3 separate regions of the Homo sapiens genome follow, and regions 2 and 3 are each linked to region 1. A link is an interaction called in ENCODE POLR2A ChIA-PET data of the cell type or tissue named here. Cell type or tissue: OCI-LY7. All regions are shown on one strand.

Region 1 (8,000 bases):
AATAAGTGACTAAACTAGGATTTGATTCTAGAGCCTACGGGCTAAACCAGAAGTTGGCAAACTGGCCCTTGGGCCAATTCTGGTCTGCCACCTGTTTTTGTAAGTAACGTGTTATTGGAATACACCAACACTCATTTGTTTATGTATTTGTGGCTGCTTTTGAGCTGCAACGGCAGACTTGAATGTTATACCAGACACCGCATGGCCCATAAAGCCTAAAATATTTATTATCTGACTAGGTACAGAAAAAGTTTGCTGAGCAGAGCTAACCCATCCTCTGCACTGCCTCTAACGCAAGGTGGACCTTTTCCCAACTCTGGCCGTGAGCCTCATCACAGGGAGCAGAGACCAAGCAGTGAGAGGGAAAAACAGGAATCTCAGTTGTCCTCAATAGTGCCTGGAGATTCAGGGGAATCACTGGCCAGCACAGGGGATATGATAAGCTCCCTGCTTTGTTCCCAAATATTTTTGCAGCAGGGCCCATAGATACAGAACGTAAGCTCCAAAGAAAGCAGGAACTGTCTGCTTAGCCCACTGCTGGCACCTTACTTTTTTTAACAAATGGAAAAATGCATTATTTATGTTTGTGAATCAGGGACCACGTGTACTTTACTTGATGACAAACGTGGAACAGATTAAAGGCCCACAGACACACTGTCCATGAGTATCGCAATCAAGGTTCTGGTTTGTTTTGTCTTGTAGGAGGATGAACTGCTCTAGCAGGATCTCTACCAGCGAGGAAGGTCATCTCCAGCCACCCTGGAATATTCCTTGGCTCCTAAGAGCTCCAGTCACTGATCATTCTGTTTGCCAAGATTTGAGAACCAACCATTTAAATTGCAAAAACTTTCCACCTAATTATCGAATGAATACTAATGCAGTGGCAGAGTTGTAAATGCTCGTTTGGTTTCCCTTTCATCCAACTGAATGACTTTTGATTTTTGGAGAAGGATTCGAAAACTGCATGGAGGGAACCCTTTTTAGAAAACAGGGCTGGACATGGAAGGATAAGGACAGACTGGACACTGTGTGATCCCACTGAGTGATGCCTGTTCCCAACAGGACGAACCCTCGTGTGTGTTTCAACCAATACAGATTCATCATTGAACTTAACAAAAAAATCTTACTCAGCTGAATCAAACTGTTACTGGAGGGTGGCAAAGTATCTATGAAAGAGTGGGTAGGGAAGAAAAGACTAATGTGATGGAAAGCAAGTTAGAATGGCAGTTAGTTGGCGAGAAAGGGCCCAGAGAGGGGAGCCTGGAGACACTGGGAAGCACTCATGCTACAGACCGAAAAGGAGGAAACGGGGTGGGGGCTCAAAGAGGTGCCTCAAATTGGACCTGATGCCAACTGATGGCACCCTGTTTGCAAAGCCTGGCTGCTACCCAGAACTGCTCAAATGTGGATGCCAGCCTTTCTGCCCTGGTGCATCCCTTCCCAGTAACTTGGCACTGGGGAAGTCTTGCAACTCTCACATTTATAGACCTCAACAAAACACCATTACGTGATTGAACCCCTGCCTAAAATCAGATCTGAATATGTATTTAAAATGAAGCATGGCAGCTGTCGTAAAATTCTCAGCATCTTTTTGACGCCATCCTCTAGTGGCTTTCTGCCCAGTCTCTTGCAGTTGTGTTTTTTTAAAATGCTCTAAGCAAATGAGCTAATGTAATTTGAGTAAAATCTAGGAACTATAAGCTGAAAGGTATTTAAAGCAAAGGTTAGAATGCAGTTCATGTAGATGCTCCAAACACAGACCTCACTAGGCTGAAGAGCAGAGCCTCCACCCCATGCAACTCTGCTGATGCCACCTCTCCCCAGGATGCTCACAGCCTTGGGCTGGCGCTCCTGCCAAGTCCACAGCCCTCCCAGGAGGAGGAATAGTAAGCAGCAACAGCCCTGCGGCCTCTGACCAGCCTCCCAAGAGAAATGCTTCGTTTTGCTCAGGTCCTCTGGCCTGTATTTTGTTTGTTTGTTTAGAACTCTGACCTTTATAAAAAGCTGAACTCATTGCCCAGAAAAACAGGAAGTTTACTCACCAGGAAGCCACGACAATGAAGCACAAAGAGTGGGTCAATATTTCTCCAGCAGCAAAGCTAAGTCTCAGACATTACTGTGAGGAACCCTGTGGGGAACGCCCGTGCTGTTCCTCCCTCGAATGCACTCTTTCTGCGTCAACAGCCCCTGACCCAGTGACTGCTCGTGATCAACACCATGGCATAACATTCGGTAAGGAAGGTTCTTTCTGGCTCCTCAGGTTCCTCCCCTGCCTGAGACAGCTGAAGAATGCTGGCACTCAGTCCTGAAACTCTCTCTAGAAGGATCCATCCGTCACAGAGGTGGTGTGACATCAGGGATGGGGCTCAAGAAGGTGGTCCTGTCCAGTACCCCAGGTCTGCATCCTCAGCTGCAGGGTAGGGGTGGAAACAGATAATGAAGCAAGGGAAGAAATACAAATTGAAAAGGAGCTATGCCTGGCATAGACATTTGAACCTGCCCCAAACCCTGACTTTCATCTTTGTACTTGAATTCCTCTAAATATTATAAAGCATCTTTGAAAAGAATCTCATTCTTTTCTCTCTATTGATAGATAGACAAATAGTAGTTACACAGATACATGCACCTTTTTATTTATACATATTGTAATATATATAACTATACAAATAATTTTTTAAAATTATTTTTTCTCTATTTTTGAAGAGCAGAGACTGCAAGCTGGTTCTTACTGGTTGAATCCTACTGGTGTCTAAAGCAATAGATGCATATTTGACCTACACAGAGTTCTAAGTTTTTTGTTTGTTTTCTTGAGTCAGGGTCTCACTTTGTTGCCCAGGCTGGAGTGCACTGGCGTGATCTTGGCTCACTGTAACCTCTGCCTCCCAGGTTCAAGTGATTCTCGTGCCCAGGTTCAAGTGATTCTCGTAGCTAGGATTATGGGTGCATGCCACCACACCCTGCTATTTTTTGTAGAGGCTGGGTTTCGCCATGTTGCCCAGGCTGATTTCAAACTTGTGAGCTTAAGCAACCTGCCTGCCTTGGCCTCTTAAAGTGCTGAGACCACAGGTGTGAGCTACCACATCCGGACAGCTCTAAATTTTTTTTTTTTTTTTTTTTTTTTTGAGACAGAGTCTTGCTCTGTTGCCCAGGCTGGAGTGCAGTGGCACAAACTCGGCTCACTGCAACTTCCGCCTCCCAGGTATAAGTGATTCTCGTGTCTCAGCCTCTGGAGTAGCTGGGAGTACAGGCACATGCCACCAAACCCGGCTAATTTTTGTATTTTTAGTAGAGATTGGGTTTCGCCATGTTGGCCAGTCTTGAACTCCTGACCTCAAGTGATCTGCCTGCCTCATCCTCCCAAAGTACTGGGATTACAGAAGTGAGCCACTGCACAGGGCCTGGTTCTAAGTTTTAACATTAGAACTCTGCCAACATTAAGATAAATCAGAATGTATCATATAAAAACCTGGATTTCTGGCTTCTCTGGAAGAAGGAAGATCCGGCAATAGAGGGCCTGGACTCGCCTGTGAGAAACATCGAGTGGGGCAGGGTAGCCGTAGCTGCCACCTGCAGACAGAGCTGAAGCTTACCAGCTCACCCCAGTCTCCACCACTCCCTCCTGCTTCAATCCCGAGGCCTGCCGTTCATTGCCATTTATTATCTGTGAATCATTTCACTCGTCTGTGCTCCCAAGGACATCTAACCAAAGAGCCCCTGCCATTTAGTATTTGCCACAAACATCAACTTTAACCAAACATCAGTTTAACAAAGTAATTTGAACAACTGCATGTTTTACATCCTTTGGGATTCATTCTCTCTGGATAAGACCTATATGTTTCTTTTGTGGGGGGCATGAAGGAGGTTTATTATCCCCCCAAGACCACTCTTCCCCACCCCCCAGATCTGTATGTTTCTTGGAGAACAACAGAAGAAGGAAAAGAGGAGCATCAGCATCCCATTAGTGTCAACATTTCAGTAGCAGTTCAGCATCTACACACATGTGTGCGTGTGCACGTGTACTGCTCTAGAGCGGGGAAATTCCAGGGAATTCTAACAAGTCTGAAGAAGAGAAAGATTCACGAAGGAATTAACCAGTTACACAGACTGAAAAGGCTACTCTAGGAGTCCCTCGAACAGCCAAAATGAAGGGTGATTAGAGAAACAGACAAATATTAGAAGTTGTGCCTTTAAAACATAAGGAAGGTGCTTACAGAAAAGAACCGTTTACTAAAAGCTGAGATGTCGGTAAATGAAGAGGAGAAGGGAGAGAGAGGAGAAGAAAAAGAGGAGTAAGGAGCAGAGGAGGAGAAGTAAAAAGACCAGTGAATCCGGGACAGAGGCAAACACAAATACCAAGAGGAAGAAGAGAAGGAGGTGGCCTTTGCTAAACATCTGGAGCATAAATAAAAAGGGATCACACACAAAGGCATATTTGTTTAAGCTGCTCTTTCAGAACAAAATTAGGAACCTTGTACTTTCTGTAGAAAAAAAAAGTCTCAGATGATAGCCTGATTACACACAAATGAGCTCCCAAGGAAAGGCCAAAATGACTTCCTCCTTTTCAGAAGAGCACAAGTCCTCCTTTGTAAGAACAATCCTGCCCTCAGAGCCTGCTTCTCTCCCCAGTGATGTGCAAACAGATCTCTTATGCAGAAATCAACCATGCTCTCAGTTCTGCGATATTTCCAGTTTCCATTTTCTAAGTGGTAAGAGTCATAAAAAGTCAACAGCTTGCAAAGGAAAGGGAACGAACAACATTCATGTTTTTAAATAAAGAAAAAGATCATTAACATTGAGATTACTTTTTTTTTGCTTTTCAAAAATGTGACCACAACATCTCGGCCGTTCCTGAAGTTGGGCTTTCTAAAGGAAAGGTGTTTCCGGGCATTTTGTTATCCTCACCTCGAATTTCTGCCTGAGTTCCATGTTTCCTTCCTCGTCCCCTTCCGGAATGGGTACGTTGTAGTACTCACCTTCTTCTTGGTTAAGCAACTTGTACCTTTCAAGGACGGGAGAAGAAGAGTTACCACCGCAAGTTTAACAAGCCTTTCCTGCAGCCTCTAGTCGAGCGGTTTTGTGAAACGCATCCTACGGAGAGGCTACAGCCAGATCAGTAGACATTTGACTTTTTTTACATTTTTATATTTTTGAGACAGGGTAGCTCTGTTGTGCAGGCTGGGGGACGGTGGCGGAATCAAAGCTCACTGCAGCCTCAGCCTCCTGGGCTCAAGTGATCCTCATGCCTCGGCCTCCTGGGTAGCTGGGACTACAGGGGTACACCACCACACCTGGCTAATTTTTGTATTTTCTGTAGAGGTGGGGTTTCTCCATGTTGCCCAGGCTGGTCTCAAACCTCAGAGCTCAAGCAATCCACCTGCCTCGGCCTCTTGAAGTGCTGGGATTACAAGCATGAGGCACCATGTCCAGCCTCAACTGACATTTGAGAGACTGAAACCTAACTGTCTAAATGGTCTGATGCTTTGAGACATACTCAACCTAAGCGGCTTCCATACCATCCACTGGCCGGCATCTTCATCAGCTCCGAAACTCCAAAGGAAAGGGATCCCATGAAGTCATTCCTTGTTGTTCGATCCCAGTCCCAGATTTCTACAGACAGTCGTCGGTCTTTGTCTGAAGGTTTCAATTTGCTACAAGACACACACACATGCAAACACTAGGTTATCTTGATCATGGTTTCTTGGGAGATACCACATGTATATGACTCGAGCCTGAGATAAAGAAATAGTATATTTGTCTTCCTGGTCCAGTAAAATACCAACCCCTTATGCTGGCAAGCAAAGCGCTACAGGAGTTAACAAACTATGACCCATGGGCCAAATCTATCCCACTGTCTATTTTTATAAATAAAGTTTTATTAGGACCCAGCCATGGCTATCTGTTTACATATTGCCTATGGCTCCTTTGGCACTAGAAAGTTATACCGGTGCAACAGAGGCTATATGACCCACAAGGCCTAAAATATATACTATCTGATCCTTTATAGAGCAGAGCTTGCTGGTCCCTCTAGAACAGACAGCTACCTTTCTGGTTGTCCACAGAAAAACTGCTTCCTGTATACTACTCTACAAAGGGGAACTCTTGCTTTCCCTCAGCTACACTCAGTCCTCCTGATTTATTTATTCCCTCCTTCCTTCTTCCCCTTCTCTACCTCTGAAATCCTGGCAACCCTCCCAGGCTGGCTTTAAATGTCACCTTTTCCAGGAAGTCTTCTCTCTTTGAAGGCAAGAATGATCTTCCCATTTCAGTGGCAATAACACTTTCTATGTTACTCACTCATTCTGTGGTCTAAAAATTATTTAAATTCTTGCCTTATGCCCTCCCCTAACTCCCAAAAGAACCTAAGTCCATCAAGAGGTGGACACACCTGACACATTTTTAGCTTAAATTCTATTTACCTTAATTCTATTTCCTTAAATAGAATTGTTTATCCAGATTAGATAATAATAATCTGAGGCCTGAATTATGCAACTCTTGATAAATCAAATTACTATCTATCGAACAGGTGCTAATAGCTACCTCCCTAATGGCAGCCTGAGGAGGTCTTAGGACTGAAGACATGTTTAAAGACGTTTATAATGAACCTACTTCATTACCTCAAATAATGAGGTGGGCAACTGCATGGTGTATAGGAATGAAATTTGATCAAGGAGAGACCACTTACAATGTAAAGGACTCATTCCACTGCGGATTTAGTGTGGAGCGGATGGTTTTGGTTTTTTGCTTGCTTTCATTCTTGGGATCAGGAATAAGTTTCAGCTTCACATAAGGATCTGAAAGCCCGTTTGGATCCATAGGGATTAGATTTTTTGCATCTCGTACTGTGAAGAGAGAAGGAAGAAAATATTACAAAAAGAGAACAGACCTATATTGCCCGCTGTCTTGTGTCAATACCAAGCTGAATAAAAGAGACGTCAGAATGGCGTTTAAGGAGACAGATGGTGGAAGCCAAAAGCCTCTAACACTCGACATGAGAAAAGCTACCCGCTGCCACCACCGGCAGAGATAATGGGCATCGTGTGGGCCCTTGTGGGTGGGTCTTGGGACTTAGCACCAGCCTGGACTGGCAGCATCAGCAACACTAAGATATCTATTAGAAATGCAGAAACCCAGGTCCCACCCCAAACCTGCCAAAGCAGAATCTGTAATTTAACAAGATTCCCAGGTGACCTTTGCAGCTCCCCAGGAGTAATGGTGCACCCTCCCTGCATGGAAGCGACCAGCCCAACCTGGTCTATGGTGCCACACACGCACCTGAGCTCCCAGAAGGTGTTATCCCTTTTTGTGGGTAAAGGCCAATGGCTTCCAACTCTGACTGTACATTGGAATCACATGGGGGTTGGGGAATGGGGGAGTTAAAAATTCTAATCCCCAGAATTAAACTAGAATCTCCAAGGAATGTGGCTCAAGTATTCGTTTTTAAAAGCTCCTTGGGTGATTCTACTGGGCAGCAGGGGCAAGCACCACTGCTGTATACAGTTGTAACTCAGAATTGCTGGTCCATGGACCGGCAGCATCTATATCACCTGGGAGCTCATTAGACATGCAGAACCTTGGGTCCCACCTCAGACTTAATAACTCAGAATCCTCACTTTAACAAGACCTCCAGGTGCTTCCAATGCAATCTTAGCTTGAGAAACCTGATATGGGAATCAAAAATAATTAGAAGGAAAGGCCATTTCATCCACAGAGGAAAACAGGCTCAAAGATTTAAGAGCTGGCAGAGGCTCACAACCATGAGAAGCTGTCTAAAGCCACTGCACGTCAACGTAAAAGATAATTATCTACTGCTATGATGAAGGGACAAAAGCCTGAGTCTCCTATCTCAAATGCCTTCCTATCTTCCCATGGCATCTTTCCCAGTAAGGCTGAATTATCAGATACCCAACTGGTCAGACACCATCAACACACATATAACTGGGACCAGGCTCCCTGATTCAGTGGTTCCCACAGTGTGGTCCCTGGACCGGCGGCACTGGCAA
Region 2 (8,000 bases), 470 kb after region 1:
TCCACTAGGGTAAGTTTCTACTGGGATTGGAGGTTAAGGAATACTACATGTGAGAGAGAAATACACACCTTTCATCTGAAACACCAATCTACCAATGGGTCTGGTAACAAATGACCTTAAGAAAATTGGCTTCGAAGACATAATGTTACATTTTTCTTTCTTTTTTTTTTTTTCCTTTCTTTTTGCTCTGTCACCCAGGCTAGAGTGCAGTGGTGCGATCTTGGCTCACTGCAACCTCCACCTCCTGGGTTCAAGCAATTCTCCTGCCTCAGCTTCCCAAGTAGCTGGGATTACAGGCGCCTACCACCACACCCAGATAATTTTTGTATTTTTAGTAGAGATGGGGTTTCACCATCTTGGCCAGGCTGGTCTTGGACTCCTGACCTTGTGATCCACCCTCCTTGGCCTCCCAAAGTGCTGGGATTACAGGTGTGAGCCACCATGGCATCCTGCTCCTTTCCTTTCCTTTCCTTTCCTTTCCTTTCCTTTCCTTTCCTTTCCTTTCCTTTCCTTTCCTTTCCTTTCCTTTCCTTTCCTTTCCTTTCCCTTCCCTTCCCTTCCCTTCCCTTCCCTTCCCTTCCCTTCCCTTCCCTTCCCTTCTCTTCCTTTCTTCTTTCTTTCTTTCTTTTTCTTTCTTTCTTTCTCTTTCCCTCCCTCCCTTCCTTCCGTCTTTCTTTTCTTTTCTTTCTTTCTTTGTCTGTCTCTCTCCTTCCTTACTTTTTCCTTCCTTTCCTTCTTTTCTTTTCTTTTTTTTTTTTTTTTTTTTTACAGGATCTTCCTCTGTTGCTCAGTCTAGAGTGCAGTGGCACAATCATGGCTCACTGCAGCCTCGACCTCCCAGGTTAAATCCTTTTGAATCCTTCCTTCCACCTCTACCTCTCGAGTAGCTTGGACTATAGGCACACACTACCACGGCCTGGTGACTTTTTGTAGAAATTGGGCCTTTGCCACATTGCCCAGGCTCAAACTCTTGGGCTCAAGTGATCCGCCCATCTCGGCCTCCCAAAGTGCTGGGATTACAGGCATGAGCCAAAGTACCCAGTCAGAATGCTATATTTTCATTGGAAATAGACTGCATTGCTTTTATTCATTGGTGTCAGTAGGCTGTAAGAAAATGAATAATGAAGATTACTCAGTTTGGTTCACTTTTGTCATCCTGAAAAAGAGATGGTTCTTTGCTTTATATTAGAAACAGTCATCTTGGCCAACTCTTTAAAGATGAGGGATTTAAGGGTTTGGATTCTCCACTCACCAGCTGTGGAACCCTGCAGTGATTCACCTGCATCATTGGTTGGGAGGCTCCATGAGCCATAGATGAGTACTAAGTTTGTCAGGAAGACAGCATTATACGATGGAAAAGAAGTCAATAGCATTAACATGAAGCAATGCTCAATGGAGAAGATATTTGAGATGTCAGTGATGGATTATTTTACTCCTTGATAGAATGAATTTTCCTTTTGCAGGTTTTATCTGAATGGCGCTGATTCTGCCAAGTGCACTGAGGAAGGAAAATGGAGCCCGGAGCTTCCTGTCTGTGCTCGTAAGTCTGTGGGCAAGGTGATCAGCTGGTTTGCCCAGAACCTTTCTGGTTTTAGCACTCAAAGTCTCACATCTGGAATCTCTTCAGTCACAGCTCAATGAGATGAATGGTCACCCTTGTGGGGGATATTCATCCTGGTATCTTGCTCTAGAAGATGAAACAACCACTTTGGAATGACAGAAGGGAAGCATTTTACTCACGGACACATTCTGTATTCTCCACCTCGCGGTCATTACTCTATCTAAGCCAGTCATTTCTGGGTGTGTTGACTCCAATGCTCTCATAGTGCTTTGGAAGTGGCTTGGATATGTGTGGCATTGGTATATCAGGGACTGTCACCACTTAACTAGAGGAACTTCTGCAAACAGTGAGATCAAACAAACATCTTCCTCCCACTCTGGAATTCATTCATTCATTTATTAACTTATTCAATAAACATGAATTGAGGATCTACTGTATGCTGGATCCTCTTGTTAGCACTGAGGCTGCAAGGCCAAAGGAGGCAGCTTTGCCTTCAGAGAGTAAGCCTAGTGACTTACGGGACAGACGAGGAGGAAAGTCACCCTCACAGTAAGCCAACAGCCCATCAAAGGGGCTTGCATCCTAGGAGCTGATTGGCATTCCTCCAAAAAGCACTGTTGTTTTTTCAGAGGATCCTCAGCCAAGCTGTCAGAGTCATCTCTGGGCTTTGCTTATGTAGGGAAGGACGTTCTTATGTTCCCCAACTTGTGATTTATACATCTTTGACCAGGAGGCCCAGGCATTTCAATACTAATTATAGTTCTTCAACATGTCAGTGAAGTCTGTCTTTAGCAAAAGCAAGAGGAGGGCAGGTGCAGTGGTTCACGCCTGTAATGCCAGCACTTTGGGAGTCCGAGGAGGGTGGCTCACCTGAGGTCAGGAGTTCGAGACCAGCCTGACCAACATGGAGAAACTCCGTCTCTACTAAAAATATAAAATCAGCTGGGCATGGTGGCGCATGCCTCTAATCCCAGCCAATTGGGAGGCTGAGGCAAGAGAATCACTTGAACCCGGGAGGCGGAGGTTGCAGTGAGCTGAGATCGCACCATTGCACTCCAGCCTGGGCAACAAGAGTGAAACTCCATCTCAAAAAAAAAAAAAAAAAAAAAGCAAGTGGAAAGTAAAGCAATTTCAAATAAATAATTGTTTAAGAAGACCTGAACAAGCAAAAACGAAAGTTTTTAAAGGACAAATTAAGTAAAATTTTCACTCAGCAGTAGGAATCACGATGGTTCCTACAGTTTTCACTTAAAACAGATTTATACCGATTATGTAAATTTGCTTCTTTATTTAGAGGTAGGGTCTTGCTCTGTTGCCCAGGCCGGAGTGCAGTGGCGTGATCACAGCTCACTGTAACTTCGATCTCCTGGGGCCAAGTGATCCTCTCAGTCTCCTGAGCAGCTGAGACTATAGATGAGCGCCACCAGATCTGGCTAGTTTTTAAAAATTTTGGTGGAGACAGGGTCTTGCTCTGTTGCCCAGACTGGTCTTGAACTCTTGGTTTCAAGCAACCTTACCTGCCTCAGCCTCTCAGGGCTCTGGGATTACAGGCGTGAACCACGGTGCCTAGCCATAAACTCACTTTCCAAAAGGGTTGTAAATAGAAAGACTGCTTGAGCTTTAATCTAATTTAAATGAGTATTTCTCATACTTGAATGCACATATGAGTCTCCTGGGCACCTTGTTAAAATGTAGATTCTGATTCAGGCACCTGCAGTGGGGTCTGAGCTTCTGCATTTCCAACAAGCTATTTTCCCAGGCTATGCCCGTGCTGCTAGCCCCTGGACCACATTTTGAGCAGCAGGGATCTAGGGAAGTCAAGGTAAATCGCATTTTGGTCAGCACTATCTTCTTTTATGCTAGTATAACTTGTTGAAGCTCCATAGTACTCAGGTCAGGGTGACAAGCCACTACTATCTCTCTGGGTTCCTGAAGCTACTTGGGTAAGCTCCATCCATACCAAGAATCCAAAAGCAGGGAGGTATTCAGCAGAAACAGACTGAACTGGTAATGGAACTCATTCCCAAACTACTATGTACCAAGTTGCTGTCACCAGCCATTATTTCAGGATGGTCCCTCAGCACTGAGGGACAAATTCTGCCTTCCAGAAGCATCTTCCAAGGTAGTATATGAATAAAAGATTTTATAAAACCTAACCATTGTGTTGTTGCAAAAGGCAGTGGCAAGACTTAAATTTCCTTCATTTTTTTGGTGTTTTGACTGGTTTGGACATCTGACTTGAGGGCTTCCTTCCTTCCTTCCTTCCTTCCTTCCTTCCTTCCTTCCTTCCTTCCTCCCTCCCTCCCCTCCCCTCCCCTCCTCTTTCTTTCTTTCCTTTCTTTCTTTCTTTCCTTCCTTTCTTCCCTCCCTCCCTCCCTTCTGACTTCCTTCCTTCCTTCCTTCCTTCCTTTCTTTCTCTCTCTCTCTTTCTTTCTGTCTTTATTTATTTATTTATTTATTTCCTTCCTTCTTTCTTTCTCTTTTCTGAGACAGACTCACTCTGTTGCCCAGGCTGGAGTGCAGTGGTGCGATTTTGGCTCACTGCAACCTCCGCCTCCCAGGTTCAAGCGATTCTCCTGCCTCAGCCTCTGGAGTAGCTGGGACCACAGACACACACCTCCATGCCTGGCTCATTTTTGTATTTTTGGTAGAGACGGGGTTTCACCATGTTGACCAGGCTGGTCTGAAATTCCTGACTTCTAGTGATCTGCCCACCTCAGCCTCCCAAAGTGTTGGGATTACAGGCGTGAGCCACCGTGCCCGGCAGGTCATATTTTCCTATTAGGCATCCACAATTGACAATTTTTACCCTGCTAATTTGATCAGTTTGCATTTTCTCAAGTTTATCCTTAGGGTTTTTTTTTTCTTTCTGGAAAGAGTATATTTAAAAGCCTTAACTATTTTCATAGAAATGATAGTTCTTTATTTTCCCAGCCATCATCTGCCCTCCACCATCCATACCTACGTTTGCAACACTTCGTGTTTATAAGCCATCAGCTGGAAACAATTCCCTCTATCGGGACACAGCAGTTTTTGAATGTTTGCCACAACATGCGATGTTTGGAAATGATACAATTACCTGCACGACACATGGAAATTGGACTAAATTACCAGAATGCAGGGGTAAGTGCAATGATCAGACAAAATACGCATGGTAGGGCAAGATCCCATTTGTGAAAGGTATTGAAAATTCTGACTATCATGGAGTGTTTCCAATGAACTCATTCAACAGCTGTTTATTGAGCATCTACCATGTGCCAGGCAGTGTGCTGGGCACTGTGGATTCCCGATGAATGAGACCTGGCTTCTGACCCAAGGGAATTATAAATAATGCAATTAACTGTCTGGAGCTGCCTGGGACAGCTTCCCATAGGTGGTGACCTTTGAAATGGGTCTTGGAGGAGCAGTAGAGAATGAGGAGAAGGCATACCACACATGGGGGAGACATGAAAGGCAGGATGTATCCATGGACAGCTGGACATTTCAGCGAGGCTGGTGAAGTTCTCTTCTGGGTGAAGTTCCTGGGTTAAATTGGAGAGTCCTAGGAGATGAAGGTTAAGACTGGGTTGCTGTCTGATTGTTACACATTTTAAAAATCTTTACCCAAGTTTAAGAATCACAGAAATATTTGATTTTTAAGAAATTATGAAAATTATTTCGTCTCTAACTTGACCTGTCATTACTATCTTCAAGTTTGTCAGCTGCATAACAAACAGACAAATTATAAAGTTTATCATGTGCACAAATAGTTTGTTTTTTTCTTTTTTTTGAGATAGTCTCACTCTGTCACTCAGGCTGGAGTGCAGTGGGGTGATTTTGGCTTACTGCCACCTGGGTTCAAGCGATTCTCATGCCTTGGCCTCCCAAGTAGCCGGGATTACAGGTGCCCGTCACCATACTTGGCTAATTTTTGTATTTTTAGTAGAGACGGAGTTTCACCATGATCATCTGGCTGGTCTGAAATGCCTGACCTCAAGTAATCTGCCTGCCTCAGTCTCTCAAAGTGCTGGGCTTACAGGTGTAAGCCACTGCTCCTGGCCAAGAGTTATTCTCGTGACTATTAACTTCTCCAGTGGTAGATATTACAGATATCCAGTGAACGATTCAAAACATAAGTGATTTTCAGCATGGAGGAGCTACCAATAACAGTAGTAACTTGTACCTTTCTGGGCACTCAACTATGGGCCAGGCACTGGTCTCCTGCTACATATGTGTCATCTGACCTCATTCTCCCAAGTCCTAAAAAGTAGGTTCCTTTTTTTTTCAATTTCACCTAGACGTATCAACTGTTAATATGTTGTAACATTTTTCTCTCTGTTTCTCCATAGAAAGATCCCTTTTATTTCCTGCATCATCTGAAAATAAGTTGTATATATTACGATACTTGCCCATAAAGCCTTCAGCCTGAATATACTAAGAACAAGGACATTTTATATCATCACTTCATATGTTTTGGATTATTAACAATAATAATCCAAACCATTCTAATAACATAACAACAACGATATCATGCAACATTTATCTCAGATGCAAATTTTCCCAATTGACCCAGAAGTATCTCTTATACATGAGTTTTGTTTTATGCAGGATCTAATCAAGAATCACACCTTTAATTTAGTTGTCATGTCTCTCTAGTCTCCTATAATAATAATTATTATTATTATTTTGAAATGGTGTCTCACTCTGTCACCCAGGCTGGAGTGCAGTGGTGCAATTTTGGCTCACTGCAACATCTACCTCCCAGGTTTGAGCAATTCTCCTGCCTCAGCCTCCCAAGTAGCTGGGAATATAGGCACCTGCCACCACGCCCAGCTAATTTTTATAATTTTAGTAGAGATGGGATTTCACTGTGTTGGCCAGGCTGGTCTCAAACTCCCGAACTAAAATGATCCGCCTGCCTCAGCCTCCCAAACTGCTGGGATTACAGGCGTGAGCCTAGTCTCCTATAATTAAGAATAAGTCCTTGCCTCTTTTGTTGTCTTTCATTGACATTTTTGAAGAGTACAGGCTAGTTGTCTTGTAGAATGTTCCATAATCTGAACTTGATTGGTTATTTACTCATGATTAGATTCATGTTAAATATTACTGTTAAGAATACATTCTGCACTTTGGGAGGCCGAGGCAGGTGGATCATGGGGTCAGGAGTTCAAGACCAGCCTGGCCAATATGGTGAAACCCCGTCTCTACTAAAAATACAAAAATTAGCTGGGTGTGGTGGCGTGCGCCTGTAGTCTCAGCTGCTCAGGAGGTTGAGGCAGGAGAATCGCTTGAACCAGGAGGGGGAGGTTGCAGTGAGCCAAGATTGCACCACTGCACTCCAGCCTGGGCAACAGAGTGAGACTCTGTGTCAAAAAAAAAAAATACATTCTGTCATATCAGGAAGCACATAGTGTCAGCTGTTCCATCACTGGCCATGCTTAGTTTGATACTTAGTCAGTTGAGGGGTGCTAGATCACCTTTTGGTAAAGGCACTGCTTTTTCTTTGGAATAGTAAGCAACCTGTGGGTGATACTTTGAAACCATGTGAATATCCACTGTTGGGCAGTCATGGTAGAATCCAATGATGATCCTTGAATCTGTCAATTATGACATTGGAGGCTGAAAAATGGTGACTTTCTAATTCTATCTTTTCCTTCTACATTTATTCACTGGCTTCCCTCTATAGAGAAGAGCTTTCCCTCCATCCACCATTTTTTAGTATTATTATAGACACATGGATTCTTATTTTTTTTTTGAGTTGGAGTCTCACTCTGTTGCCCAGGCTGGAGCATAATGGTGCAATCTCAGCTCACTGCAAGCTTCACCTCCTGGGTTTGAGTGATTCTCCTGCCTTAGCCTCCTGAGTGGCTGGGATTACAGGTGCATGCCACCACACCCGGCTAATTTTTGTTAGTAGAGATGGGGTTTTGTCATGTTGGCCAGGCTGGTCTTGAACTTCTGACCTCCTCAGCATCCACCTCAGCCTCCCAAAGTGCCAGGATGACCGAAGTGAGCCACTGTGCCTGGCCACATGAATTCTGTTTTATTTAATGTGTGGTAGAACCAAAATTGAGCCAAGCAGTCTGACTCTGGAGTTTGTACCCTTAATTACCTCCTTAAACTACCTCTGAGAATATTGTGCTCCTGGCTCCAGCCTTGCTTTCTCGCACTGCAGCTCATAAGGACGTGGGTTTGGGCCTCTACTGTTGAGGATCTTAAGGAGGCCAGGAAGCAGCACCATTTTTCTTTGACGTATTTCCTGCTGGCTTCTTCCATAGTCTGAATTGAATAACAGTAAGATTTACTATTTTAAAGCCAAATAATGGTGTACTAAGTGTGAATGGGGGGGGGGGTTCAGTCTTTGCATTTTAATTTTATGGTTTGTTAGAAATAGACTTTGCTTTTCTTCTTTCAAACCCACCATCTTAGACTGTGTAGAGATGAAGTTTGCAATAAATAA
Region 3 (8,000 bases), 490 kb after region 1:
TACATTTTTCTACATATCTCACCTCTGTTAATTCAATCTCCCCAATCATCCCATAAGGAAAATAAATAAACTGAAGCTCAGGAAGATTATGTAACTTAGTTTACCGAGGTCACAAAGCTAATAAATGACAGAACCAGATATCTAAACTTCAGAATGATTTCTTTCGTACCATTTTTATACTGCTAGTTAAGCTATGATTTTTCCCAGTAGCTTCCTGGAAATATTTGCATTCTAAAGTTGGAGTTTTACAGCCTACTCCTGAAACAAGTTGGTAGAAAAGATTGTTGTATATTCAAGGCTTGGAAGTATCCTAGGTTGCTAGTTTTTATGGATACTGGCTAGGGCATTATGGCAATATGTATATCACTGAAGGGAAGGGAGAAAGAGTAGCCAGTTTATCTCTGTTAATATCCTATAGCATGAATTGCCCAAGAGGCTAAGATAGAAAAAGCAGCAGAAGGAGGAATGAAATGGTGAATATTGCTTAGTTCTAGCATAAGGAAGAAATCCAAAGTCACTGTGCTAAAGGCAGTGACTCTTTTCTTAGTAGTGAAAAAAAGAAAATATGCCTCCTCATTCTTAGTTTCTGCAATCTTTATACTGTATTTATTTATTTATTCTATTAAAAAAATAGAGACAGGGTCTCGCTATGTTGCTTAGGCTGGTCTGAAACTCCTGGGCTCAAGTAATCTGCCTTCCTCGGCCTCCCACAGTGTTAGGATTACAGGCGTGAGCCGCTGTGCCTGGCCTATAATGCATTCATTTGTGGTATAATCTATACTTCTGTGGTCTGTAAATAGAAAGTTCTGCATTACTTACCATTCAGTTTAAGGAATTTACCAGGTACAGGATTGTTTTCATATTTGTCTCTAATGTGTTTATATAATAATTACAATTCTTGGTATTTACAAATTGTTTTCCATCTAGATAGCTAAAAGTCATTTACATTTTTCACTCTAATGATGGAGTATCTTAATAATGCAAAATGGTGAATCACGGAAATTTGATTGCTTTGAATGTTAGCTTATGCATATTGCTAATTTTGAAACAATAAATTAAAAATATGGAAGATACTTATATCTGTCTAATATATCCATATAACTATATATAAAGTTCCACAAAAATAGATAAAGGACAAAAGAGATACTTTGCAGAAGAATAAAAGACTAATAGAGATATTTAAATATTTCAACTTCTCTAATAGTGAAAAATGCAAAGTAAAAAGGGATGCTTTTTTTTTTTACACACAATTAGCACAGATCTAAAAAACCATTAATGTGAGACAGTCATTCGCACAGACCATTGAGTGAAGTTGCAATTTGAAAAATACTTCCAGTAAGTGATTTGGCAGTACTGATCAAAAGCCTTAATGCTTTTATAATGCCCATAAGAATATCTTTTATGGAGAGAGCTAAAATTTCAACCAAGATGTATATAATCAAAGGCATTCATTGCAACATTATTTATAAGGGCAAGAATTGGTAAACACAGGAGAGTAATTGAGAAAATTATCATATCCATATGATGACATAATAAGTAGATATTAAAAATGATAATATAGATATAAAAATTTGAGTAAATATATACAAATGTTAATAGTAGTTATTACTTAATGGCAGGATTGCACATAAGTCTTTTCTTCTTTAAACTTTCCAGTATTTTTCAATTTCCTTATAAGGGAAATGAAACTTTGAAACCATGAAAACTTTTTACTTTTAATTTTTAATTTTATTTATTTATCTTTTTGAGACGGAGTTTCGCTCTTGTTGCCCAGGCTGGAGTGCAATGGTGTGATCTTGGCTCACTTCAAACTATGCCTCCCAGGTTCAAGCGATTCTCTGGCCTCAGCCTCCTGGGTAGCTGGATTACAGGCATGTGCCACCATGCCCAGCGAATTTTGTATTTTTAGTGGAGACGGGGTTTCTCCATGTTGGTCAGGCTGGTCTCGAGCTCCCGACCTTGGGTGATCCACTCGCCCTGGCCTCCTAAAATGTTGGGATTACAGGCATAAAAAAGCTATTTAATACACGTTTTACTTTTTCTGCTCTTTCTTTACATCACTCTTTTCCTTATCTTTATCTTTCCCCTTGTCAGCTTTTCTATCTTTTTGCTCTCTTTTTTCTCCTGCCCTTCTTTCTTGTCTCCATCCTGGTTGGCAATCTTGTTGTTGATGAGGTTGTGCAGGGCGACCACAGAATGGATCAGTGAGGCCCACAGAATGGATCAGTGAGGCCAAGTACACTACCACCATCTGGTCATTGGTCCTCAGGTAAAAGGCTTTAATAGGCTCCTGCAGGCTAACATCTGGCAGCAGGTTGAAGACGTCCTGCAGCTCGTAGATGATCTGGTGGTTGATGCGCAGCTTGCCTGTGGCTACTTTTTCCAGGTAGCTCCTGATATCCAGAAGCTTGGAGTTCGGTCCCTTCAAACCATGGACCCGGTTTGTGATCCGCTGGGACAGAGTGCCCACCGTTGTGTTGTGTCTTTGATGTCTCGTAACAAGTGTTCAACTCCAACTTCCTCAGCTTACTCTGCTCCAATTTCACTGGTCACATGTTCAAATGTTTTCAAGGTTGGAGTTCCATCATCTTGGATTTCTTCCACTGAAATGTATGCTTCTGTGGGCAGCCCTAGGTCCTTTGGATTCACGTCAATAATGATCAATACCGAGTTAGGATAGTATCTTTTCATGAGTTCATTGATGGTAATGCCATTCTTGTGTATTTTCAGGCCTGTGTGGTACCAGCCAACTATTCTTTCTCTGGCATTGACTTTCTTAAACATTCCATACATGTTTTCCAAATAATCATGGTCTAAAAACCACATAGAATTGTCTTTGTCATCTTCATCAAAAGGAACTGCAAAACTGTTCAATACATCAAGTACTTTCTTTTGCCATGACCCCCAAAACAGACCAATGACGCATTTCTGGATTCCAACCTTGCCGATTCGGTTGAAATGATCCACCACGCTGAGCAGCACCGGGGATGGCCCACCACCTTCTGTACTACCAGCTCTGGCATCGAGACACACCTCGCCCAGGCCTGGCTCCCTGCTACCTGCAAACACCGGCAGCGGTAGTGATTTCCCTGGGGCTCCATCAGGCCCAGGCTCTTCTTCCCTCAGCAAAACAAAAAACCCAAATAACAGTGGCTTAAACAAACAACGGTAATCTCTAGGTCTCCCACTATAGTTACTTTAATTTTATGGAGCAAGAGTTTAAATTATACAGATTGGCCGGGTGCGGTAGCTCATGCCTGTAATCCCAGCACTTTGGGAGGCCAAGGCGGGTGGATCACCTGAGGTCGGGAGTTCGAGACCAGCCCGACCAACATGGAGAAACCCTGTCTCTACTAAAAATACAAAAAATTAGTCGGGTGTGGTGGCACATGCCTGTAATTCCAGCTACTGGGGAGGCTGAGGTAGGAGAATCGCTTGAAGCTGGGAGGCGGAGTTTGCAGTAAGCACGCCATTGCACTCCAGCCTGGGCAACAAGAGCAAAACTCTGTCTCAAAAAAAAAAAAAAAAAAATATATATATATATATATATACACACATACATATCTATACAGATCATCAGATTTAATCCTTCAAGATACAGATTAGTTCAAATTACAGACGAATAATTATCTTTCTAATTAATAAAAGCTCACATTTTCCTATTGATTTTTTCTGTAGAGAATAATTGAATTCACATTGTTCAATGTCATCTAGACTAATTCTTAAGTTTATATTTTGAAAATAAGCAGATCCCTTTCAACATGGGAAGTATAGCACAGTTATCTTCCCACACAGAAAATAAAAACAATTATTTTTAGGGTCCTCTTTGTACTACCATTATCAACAATGTCACCATTTGATTTTTAAAAATTGAGATAAGATGTCATTTGTTTTTGAAACAAACCTACTTTCATTTAAGTCATTTGTAGCTGTTAGGAAACAATATTTTCAATAGAAATAGTGTTTCAATGTCACTCTCTTTTTATCAAAGATAAAACAAGGTTCTGTATATATTTTCCTATGCTGACTTTATAAGCACAGCACGGTGTTTTCTTTATTTCCTCTCTATCCCAAAACGTGATTTATATCTTTTTTTTTTTTTTTTGAGACAGAGTCTCACTCTGTCACCCAGGCTGCAGTGCGGTGGTGCGATCTTGGCTCACTGCAATGTCTGCCTCCTGGGTTCAAGCAATTCTCCTGCCTCAGCTTCCTGAGTAGCTGGGATTACAGGTGCCCACCACCAAGCCTGGCTAATTTTTGTATTTTTAGTAGAGATGGGGGTTTCACCATGTTGGTCAGTCTGGTCTCGAACTCCTGAGCTTGTGATCCGCCCACCTCGGCCTCCCAAAGTGCTGGGATTATAGGCGTGAGCCATCGCGCCCAGCTGCATTATTTATATACCTTTTAAGCCAGGTGACATAATCTGAGTTGAAATGTGGTTATTTGGTATTTGTCTTATTACCTCCTACTATCTCATAAATTTTTGGAGGGTAGAGACTTATCTTTTTTCTCATAAGTCCAGAATCTTTGTTGTAGTTAGAACCATTTGGGTTTACCCATCAGTTCAGTCCTCTGAGAAAATAACCCCAAACCCTCTCCCCAAAGTGCAAAGATGAGCTAAGAAAGTCATGTTTATACAATAGGATGCCCTATCTCCTGGCCATATCTCATTGGACTAATTGTGCTTACCTGATTCAAATTAGATCACTCAGTTTCACTCTCCGTAGCAAGAGATTTATATTCAGAAAAGTTAGTCTTCCGGGTTTCTAGACTGGAAGCTTTATGCATAGGGTGGTCATATTCTACCACATGTGCAGAGAAAAGCACGAAAATTAATGTTCATTCATTTGGTGATTCAGTGAACATTTATGGATTGTTTCTATATGGTAGGTACCCTGCAAGGTGCTGTCTGTGCAATGGTGAACCTAACAGGTATCGTCTTCATTCTTTTGGAAACTATAGGCATTTTTAAAAGATTACACCTGGGTTGGGTGCAGTGGCTCACACCTGTAATCCCAACACTTTAGGAGGCAGAGGTGGGTGGATCACTTGAGGTCAGGAGTTCAAGATCAGCCTGGCCAACATGGTGAAACCCCATCTCTACCAAAAATATAAAAAATTAGCTGGGTGTGGTGGCACGCGCCTGTAATCCCAGCTACTCTGAAGGCTGAAGCAGTAGAATTGTTTGAACCCGGGAGGTGGAAGTTGCAGTGAGCTGAGATCACACCACTGCACTCCAGTCTGGACGACAGAGCGAGACTCCGTCTCAAATAAATAAATAAATAAATAAATAGATTCCACTAATTAATATTTGATGACAAATTTTGATAAATGCAATGAAGAAAAGAGAACCAGGGGATTTGAAAGGAAATAAGGGCTGGTTTGAGAATCAGTGAAGGCCTCTCTGAGGTACTGATATTTAAGCTAAGGTGAAGAGCAAAGTGTCATAGCATTTCCAGTGGAGGAAACATTCCCTTAATATGCCTGCATATACCTGATGTTCAATAAATGTACATTGAGTTGGAAGATTATTATCTTTATGCAGTAACTAGACGTAGAAGGAAAATTCATTGATTACCATAGGTGTTTGGCCATAAAACATTTATAAGACACTGCATTTTTTAGGCCACATAAGCCTGGAGCTACACTACAACAGTGACAAGAGAATATATATATATATATATATATATTTTTTTTTTTGAGACAGAGTCTCGCTATGTCGCCCAGGCTGGAGTGCAGTGGCACGATCTTGACTCACTGCAAGCTCTGCCTCCCGGGTTCATGCCATTCTCCTGCCTCAGCCTCCCAAGTAGCTGGGACTACAGGCGCCCACCACCACGCCTGCTAATTTTCTTTTTTGTATTTTTAGTAGAGATGGGGTTTCACCGTGTTAGCCAGGCGGGTCTCGATCTCCTGACCTCGTGATCCGCCTGCCTCGGCCTCCCAAAGTGCTGGGATTACAGGCGTGAGCCACCACGCCTGGCCGACAAGAGAATATTTACCTGGCTTCATCCTTGAGGTTCCTGAATAGGCTCTGAGTTCAGCAATTTCTTCCCAAATATTTGTAGAGGTCCCCAGGGTGAGTCACATGGGTGCTCTGTGTATGATGGAACTACCCTATCATAGTGCTCTGTCTCTGACTGAGCTACTTGGGAGGCTGAGGTGGGAGGATTGCTTGAGCTCAGGAGTTGGAGGCTGTAGTGAGCTATGATCATGCCACTGCACTCCAGCCTAGGTGACAGAGCCAGGCTCTGCCTCTAAAAAAAGAAAAAAGAAAATTCTCAAAGGAAGTTCTTTACACTGTAAGATTAGGAATCACTCTCTTATACAAAGAGGAAGATGCTACATGAAGGGCAACTCACGGCCAACACTTTGCTTCATGCATCATCACTTTCCCCTTCAATTTTGCATATTGCCATTGAACCAGATCTCTTTAGGATGACTTACTTTTTCTTTTTTTTTTCGAGATAGAGTCTCACTCTGTTACCCAGGCTAGAGTGCAGTGGCGTGATCTTGGCTCACTGCAACCTCCACCTCCTGGGTTCAAGCGGTTCTCCTGCCTCAGCCTCCTGAGTAGCTGGGATCACAGGCGTCTGCCACCACACCTGCTAATTTTTGTATTTTTAGTAGAGACGGGGTTTCACCATATTGGCCAGGCTGGTCTTGAACTCCTGACCTCATGATCCACCTGCCTCAGCCTCCCGAAGTGCTGGGATTACAGGCATGAGCCACCATGCTCAGCCAGGATGACTTAATTTCTAGGAGGTTCCTTGGTTCTCAGGTAAGGAGTTTCCAAGTGAAACTTGCCTACCAGTCGTCTAAACATGACATGTAGGCTTGAGTTCTAAGGTGAACACAGCTCAGGCTCAAGCTGGTATCCCTTTCATGTTATATACATATAACATAAATAATAAAACTCTCTATGCATATCTTAATATTTTTATTTGCATGTGTGTGTATATATGAATGAAAAATATATAAATGAAAATGATATATATAAATGAAAAAAATGACAATCAGCTTGTTCTTAAAAGCGGGAAGGGAGATCTACTCATCTTATTTTCACCTAAGTAGAGGAAATATTTAAAGACATTTTTCATTTTCAGTTATATTTTTCTGCTATAGTTATTTCCTCTGAGATGAGCTTGAGCTTGTTACATTTTTTCTTTGATTTATCTTCTATTTATTTATCTTCTATTTTTCTTTTCATGTTTATTTAGACACCATTTGTCAAATTCATTTCATATTCTTTCAGCAATGCAGTTTATGATTCTAAAAATTGCATATATTTATTATGCACAACATTGTGAAATGACTAAGTCAAGCTAATTAACATAAGCGTTGCTTCACATACTTATTAATTTTGTGATGAGAACACTTAAGATGTACTCTTTTAGCAATTTTCAAGAACACAATACATTATCATTTACTATGGTCACCACGTTGTAAAATAGATCGCTTAGACTTATTCCTCCAATCTAACTTAAATTTTGTTTCCTTTGACCAATGTCCTCCTCCTCCTGAGGCTGGAGTAGGGTAGTTTATCTTTTTTTTTTTTTTTGAGTCTCGCTCTGTCGCCCAGGCTAGAGTGCAGTAGCGCAATCTCGGCTCACTGCAACCTTTGCTTCCCGGGTTCAAGCAATTCTCCTGCCTCAGCCTCCCGAGTAACTGGGATTACAGCCGTGTGCCACCACGCCTGGCTAATTTTTTGTATTTTTAGGAGAGACAGGGTTTCACCGTGTTAGCCCGGATGGTCTCGATCTCCTGACCTCCTGATCCGCCCACCTTGGCCTCCCAAAGTACTGGGATTACAGACGTGAGCCACCCCGCCCGGCCAGTTTATCTATCTTGAATGTATTAACTGACTGGTTAAATTCCTGCAATTGCATGCTTGATTTTGCATCCTTGATTCTCAGTACTAATTATCTGGATTATATATCATTCCCTAGTTATAAACATGTTCAAGTATGCTTTTGAAAACTAAACATTCTTAAAAGCAT

Evidence for each region. Peaks named below come from ENCODE experiments on the same cell type or tissue, not always from the same donor. Only the 100,000 strongest peaks of a DNase experiment are listed, where the experiment ranks them.
Region 2: POLR2A ChIA-PET joins it to region 1 with 5 read pairs; 2 of 35 experiments call an interaction of 5 or more read pairs at or near these places.
Region 3: POLR2A ChIA-PET joins it to region 1 with 5 read pairs; 2 of 35 experiments call an interaction of 5 or more read pairs at or near these places.

What each region holds. Positions count from the first base shown.
Region 1 is chr17:66,685,950-66,693,949 of GRCh38, reverse strand. PRKCA (protein kinase C alpha) reads right to left here. Exons shown (of 17, transcript NM_002737.3): 6 at 6,683-6,839; 7 at 5,514-5,648; 8 at 4,903-4,999. Among named protein-coding and RNA genes, the nearest start is that of MIR634, 97 kb to the left of the region's middle. In OCI-LY7, no CTCF peak of the experiment used is centred here; DNase peaks (open chromatin) are centred at 3,049 and 4,529; H3K4me3 peaks cover 1,235 bases; H3K27ac peaks cover 2,271 bases.
Region 2 is chr17:66,217,238-66,225,237 of GRCh38, reverse strand. APOH (apolipoprotein H) reads left to right here. Exons shown (of 8, transcript NM_000042.3): 4 at 1,464-1,540; 5 at 4,496-4,684. Among named protein-coding and RNA genes, the nearest start is that of APOH, 8.2 kb to the left of the region's middle. In OCI-LY7, no CTCF peak of the experiment used is centred here; no DNase peak of the experiment used is centred here.
Region 3 is chr17:66,192,716-66,200,715 of GRCh38, reverse strand. It overlaps the pseudogene PSMD7P1. Among named protein-coding and RNA genes, the nearest start is that of CEP112, 4.6 kb to the right of the region's middle. In OCI-LY7, no CTCF peak of the experiment used is centred here; a DNase peak (open chromatin) is centred at 6,375; H3K4me3 peaks cover 1,604 bases; H3K27ac peaks cover 1,683 bases.